Linked DNA regions of Mus musculus: region 1 is linked to region 2. A link is a contact called in ENCODE Hi-C or POLR2A ChIA-PET data. All regions are on one chromosome and are shown on one strand. The core of a region is the stretch at or near the end of the contact, and the rest is flanking DNA. Distances in the headings are between cores, read along the strand shown. Region 1 holds the start of Adra2a (adrenergic receptor, alpha 2a). Region 2 overlaps Rbm20 (RNA binding motif protein 20).

Region 1 (2,789 bases), core at 193-2,692, 190 kb after region 2:
CCATCTACTGCCAAGCTCCTACCTTTCTCACCAGAGAGAGAACATAGAAAACACCCTTTCTTTCTTGGCTAGCACCCTGCCCTCACCGACAGATGCTGTGCAGATGTGTGTACTTATCTGTGTATTGGGGGTGTAGGAGAAAAGGCCATGTAAGTGGGGATAGAGTCTAATAAGATGTTTTTCTTTCACGTTTAATTGTACAGATGTGTAAGATACTGTATGTTAATTCAATATTACACACAGTATGTAATGACCAAGTCAGGATAGTTAACTTTTCTATTTCCATAATCAGAAACCCCTTTTTGACAAACACATAATAATCCTATACATTTGTGGAGTTCAGTGTAATACTTTAATTCGTGCACACAGTAGGTACTGATTAAAACAGCGTAAGGCTTACATCTACCTATAATGTCATGGCGCTCTTCATAAAGTAGCTGTGCCTCAACTAATGCTTAACGGTTCCCAGTAGTTTAAAGCCAGGCAAGCAGAGAGGAAGATCCAGGACTCTCACATCTGTAGAAGGTTCCGAGCCTTACTCTCATCAGAGGTAGATCTATACAACCTGAAGATTTCTGCATCATGACATAGTGCAGTTTGAAATCTGTCCGTGTCCCCTCCCCCCCCCCCACCCCCGCCGCCCCAGCTTAGTCCAAACTTGCCCCCAAGATAGGAGAAAAATGGAGGAAAGGACTCCAGAGGAGCCTGGAGCCCTTAAGTCGCTTTCCAGCCGTGACGACCAGCGGCCAGCAGGTGTCAGTGCGCTCTCGTTCTGTCATGGCTCAGGGCCTACCCCTCCAGGACCCTTCCCCACCGCCTTTCAAAGGGGCGCAGTGCAGAGTCCAGGCCTTGAGAGTCCCGGCAGCTGCTAGGATAGGAGGCCTTCTCTTCCCTAAGTATGGATAACTCCGGCCTGGTCTGCTCTCGTGGATGCTGGTCCATTCCGCTCCAGTGGTTCCTTAGGAACCCGCACACGCTTACCTCTCCGGGATCCCTTTCATCCCAGTCACCAGAAGCACCTGCGCTTGACCTGGGGCGGGGCTGCTCGCCAGCGACTCTTATGCCACTCTGCATCTCCTAATTCGGGTCCCAGCACCCTGGCACCCTCTTCTGCTAAAACCCAGCTAGATCGGTGTACCGCTGGGCGCCTGCTACTGTCTCCTGGGCCAGCTAGTAGCCGAACGGCCAACTCCCAGCAGGGGCCGCTCCCCACTCCTTAGGCTCTCTCTTATTGCCCCTCGCTCCCTGTACCCGTCTTTCCAAAAGCCGGGTCCCAGAGGCAGCGCTCTCCCGGGTCCGACTCGGGTGCGGGCTCTAGACCTAAGGAGGGGAGGCGCGAGGGGCGGAGGAGGGTCGACTTCCCACGTGGGGGCTGACGCCGGCTGCTCGGCAACGCCGGCTTCATCCTGGGGCTATAAAACCAGTCCAGCGTAGAGCGGCGGAGCAGCCTCGGCTCCCGCTTCCGTGCAGACGCCCAGCAGCCGGCGCACACCGCCCAGCCACCCAGCGCCTCCAGCTCCAAGTCCTGCGGTCCTGCGAAAACTCACGCGGCCCTCCGACCCCCGCCGGGTCTGTGGCGCTCAGCGCCCACCCAGATCGCGGCTAGCAGCCACCCTTGGCTCCGCCGCGGCTCCTGGAGAGCCGGTCGCTCACCTAGCTTGGCCCTGAGGACCGAGGTGGTGGTGGTGGGGGTGCGGCTTCATGCGGCCCCCACACCCTTCACCCCACCGCCGCCGCCCCCGAGCTCTGTGTACAGAGTCCCAGCCCCAGCAGAGCGCACAACTTTGGAAGTCCCGTGGGGCTCCTAGAGGAGGCAGAGTCCGCGCCTTCGCCGGAGGTCCGGCCCAGCCCTCGCCACCCCGCCTGGAGGGTAGCGACGGAGTTGGAAATCTCTTCGAGGGTATAAGAAGACAGACCTAGGACTCCGAGCCCACACCAACACCCCTCCGCTGCCTCTTGGGGTAAGACTTCATGCTTTCGCTCAGCTTAAGAATCAAGGTATAGATGACTAGCTAAATGCATTTGTATAAATTTCTGACATCTTTCCAAATCATCAGGCCACCGATAATTTCTTTTCTCTTTTCTTGAAGAATAAAATCTCTAACCACCAGCTGGCCCTACTCGATCCTGCCGCTTAGAAATAAAACTTGGCTGTGTTTGAGGAGCTGGGAGAGAGAAAGCACCCACCCGGAGCGTCGGAAGGACGAACCGGTGCCAGTTCGCGGGCTCCAGTCCATGGACCACTAGCGGTCCCCAGCTTGGGCCCGAGCTCCCTGCGGCCCTCTTCCTTATGTGAGGCGCGGCGGGACGAACCCCGCACCGGAGGAAGAGGAGGACCCACGGACGCGGGGCCGGAAGGCAGCTGGCAGCAGGCCCACGAGAACCAGCACCCGCGTTCATGTTCCGCCAGGAGCAGCCGCTGGCCGAGGGCAGCTTTGCGCCCATGGGCTCACTGCAGCCGGATGCCGGCAACAGCAGCTGGAACGGGACCGAAGCGCCCGGAGGCGGCACCCGAGCCACCCCTTACTCCCTGCAGGTGACACTGACGCTGGTTTGCCTGGCTGGCCTGCTCATGCTGTTCACAGTATTTGGCAACGTGCTGGTTATTATCGCGGTGTTCACCAGTCGCGCGCTCAAAGCTCCCCAAAACCTCTTCCTGGTGTCCCTGGCCTCAGCGGACATCCTGGTGGCCACGCTGGTCATTCCCTTTTCTTTGGCCAACGAGGTTATGGGTTACTGGTACTTTGGTAAGGTGTGGTGTGAGATCTATTTGGCTCTCGACGTGCTCT
Region 2 (2,700 bases), core at 88-2,587:
CCCAGATCTCAAGTGCTTATAACTGCGGCTGCGTGAGATCTGAAGCCTTTGGCTTCTATGGGTACCTGTACTCACGCCCGTGTGTGTGTGTGTGTGTGTGTGTGTGTGTGTGTGTGTGTATGTGTGTGCATGTGTGTATGTGTACATGTGTGCCTGTGCACAGTGTCTCTCTGTGTGTACACATGTGTGTGTTAATGGAAATGATGTCTTTAGGAGGAGATGCCCCACAGTGGCCACTCCCCTCCCCGAGCTTTCCCCACTCAAGTCACTTTTGCTTTTTTTTAATGTTCATCCTTTGCTGCAGACACTCAGATCACCAGGGGTCTCTGTCCCCTGAAAAACTACAAGACCTACTTTCAAAAAAAAATTTTTTTTAAGATTTATTTATTTATTATATGTAAGTACACTGTAGCTGTCTTCAGACACTCCAGAAGAGGGCGTCAGATCTTGTTACAGATGGTTGTGAGCCGCCATGTGGTTGCTGGGATTTGAACTCCGGACCTTCGGAAGAGCAGTCGGGTGCTCTTACACACTGAGCCATCTCACCAGCCCCCAAAATGTTTTTTCTGTCAGTGTGAGTGAGCATGTTTCTTTCTGAGCCTCAGTTCCCGAAGCAGTGGCCTCCCCTCCGCTGTGAGGGAGTCGGGGGAGGAGCGTGCGGATCTCTCTACTTCTCTCTGTGTCCCCTCTTCTGCCTCTGCCTACTCTTAGTCTTGTTTGGTCTGTTCTTCCCCTGTAAGGCTGGAGCTGAGGAACAGGAAGGCATGGTGGGCATACAGCAGGAAGGGACAGAGTCCTGTGATCCAGAAAACACAAGGACAAAGAAGGTGAGTTTGCACCCCCATCTTGGTGGTGGTGTCATATATTAGCATCAGAGACTCTGTCACCGGGTCGGTTTTGCCTGACAGCGGCCGTATGGGATGTGTTCGTGTCTTCACAAGCACTTGTACCAATGGCCCCAGTGCTCTCTGGAGAAACAGCTCTGTGGAAGTCTTTCGATGTCTCCTCTGGGGAGATCTTTAGCTGCACGCCCGGGCTCCGCCCCCCTCTCCTGCAACTTGGCTGTGCTGCTAAAAGAAAACATATGCCCAAGAAAGACTCAGACTTCAGAGCCAGGCTCCCAAAATAGGCAGGTCCCTTAGTGGGTCCACGACACAAGCAGTCAACTTGAAGCCCTGACCTCAGCAGGCCCAAGACCCTGAGATTAATGAGACATACTCTGTGTGTTTTAGAAAGATTATTTGTACTTAGTTAAAAATCAAAATCCAGTTACTGTCCTCCTGGGCTGGGCTTCCACGGGCAAACGAAATGTCCTTGGATGATCGCCAGCTTCATGCCTTTCCGGTCAGGGGACACTAATCTTCCGAATCTGTGTGCCAAGCCCTAGGGCTGCTGGGAACACCAAGGGAAAAATACCGGAGGCAGAGTGTGGGCGGAAGTTGCACCTTTGCTGAGAGAGGGAGTCTGGAGGAAGTTTGTGAGTGGATTCTCTCCAGCCACCTTTAGTGACGTCCATTTGTAATGTATCCATTCATTCAGAGATAGTCACAAATAGCTACTATATAGCAAAGTTAAGGATTCTTTGTGTCATTCAAAACGTGGCAAATCAAGCAGCAAGGGCTTGTTGTGAAGCCTGTGCCACTTGGGGGGCGACTGAATAAGTGAGGCTTGAGGGGCTCACATCCCCTAAGAACCCAAGGAGCAGGAGAAGCGCTCAAGGTCTTTCCGACATGAAGGCTCCTATAGCCAATGCGTATGGCTGACGTTTGAGTATTCTAAGCCACCATATGACACCTGTTCTACATCCTCATACAGGGACAAGACTGTGACAGTGGGAGTGAACCCGAGGGGGACAACTGGTACCCCACCAACATGGAGGAGTTGGTCACAGTGGACGAAGTAGGCGAGGAAGATTTCATCATGGAACCAGACTTACCAGAGCTGGAAGAAATTGTGCCTATTGACCAGAAAGACAAAACCCTCCCTAAAATATGTACCTGTGTAACGGCCACCTTAGGTTTGGACTTGGCCAAAGATTTCACCAAGCAGGGAGAGACCCTAGGGAACGGAGACGCAGAACTCAGCCTGAAGCTGCCCGGACAAGTGCCGTCTACTTCCGCAAGCTGTCCCAATGACACGGACCTGGAGATGCCTGGCCTAAATCTGGATGCTGAGCGGAAGCCAGCTGAAAGCGAGACAGGCCTCTCACTGGAGGTCTCAAATTGCTACGAGAAGGAGGCAAGAGGAGAGGAGGACTCAGATGTGAGTCTGGCCCCTGCAGTGCAGCAAATGTCCTCCCCCCAGCCAGCAGATGAGCGGGCCCGGCAGTCCAGCCCTTTTCTCGATGACTGCAAGGCCAGGGGGTCCCCAGAAGATGGGTCTCATGAAGCCAGCCCCCTGGAAGGAAAAGCCAGCCCACCTACTGAAAGCGACCTCCAAAGCCAGGCTTGCCGAGGTGTGTTGGCTGAGGGTGGCTACCTTCCTCTCCCTCATGGGTGGTAGGGTGGACTGGACCACCGCGTCCCTCAGGACATGTGGGTATGTGCAGGCTGGAACAGATAGATGGGAGTTACTTAAGGCCAAGACAGAAAGTTAAGTACTAATAGAAGCAAGCCTCCGAAGGCCTGGCTAGAATGTTAAAGCAAATAGTGTAGAAGAAATCCAGCAGGCGCCCCCTGTGTTCCGGGAATAACCTCGACT

The links. A loop is a pair of places that touch in the nucleus more often than their neighbours do. ChIA-PET counts read pairs that join two places held with the same protein, here RNA polymerase II (POLR2A).
Region 1: a map of T-helper 2 cell shows a loop between it and region 2 (2.0-fold over the local background). The contact joins the promoter of Adra2a here to the enhancer-like site in region 2. A Hi-C loop is called at or near these places in 1 of 37 maps with a recorded cell type or tissue (T-helper 2 cell). POLR2A ChIA-PET finds 5 or more read pairs at or near these places in 1 of 5 experiments (Patski).

The regions. Positions count from the first base shown.
Region 1 is chr19:54,043,817-54,046,605 of GRCm38, forward strand. It overlaps Adra2a (adrenergic receptor, alpha 2a), which reads left to right and starts at 1,443. Exons shown (of 1, transcript NM_007417.5): 1 at 1,443-2,789. The coding sequence starts at 2,399.
Region 2 is chr19:53,849,362-53,852,061 of GRCm38, forward strand. Rbm20 (RNA binding motif protein 20) reads left to right here. Exons shown (of 14, transcript NM_001170847.1): 10 at 741-827; 11 at 1,816-2,455. Among named protein-coding and RNA genes, the nearest start is that of Gm41863, 9.6 kb to the right of the region's middle. Within about 2 kb of position 1,338, at least 2 of the 3 ENCODE cell types and tissues checked have a DNase peak (open chromatin) inside an H3K27ac peak, as active enhancers do.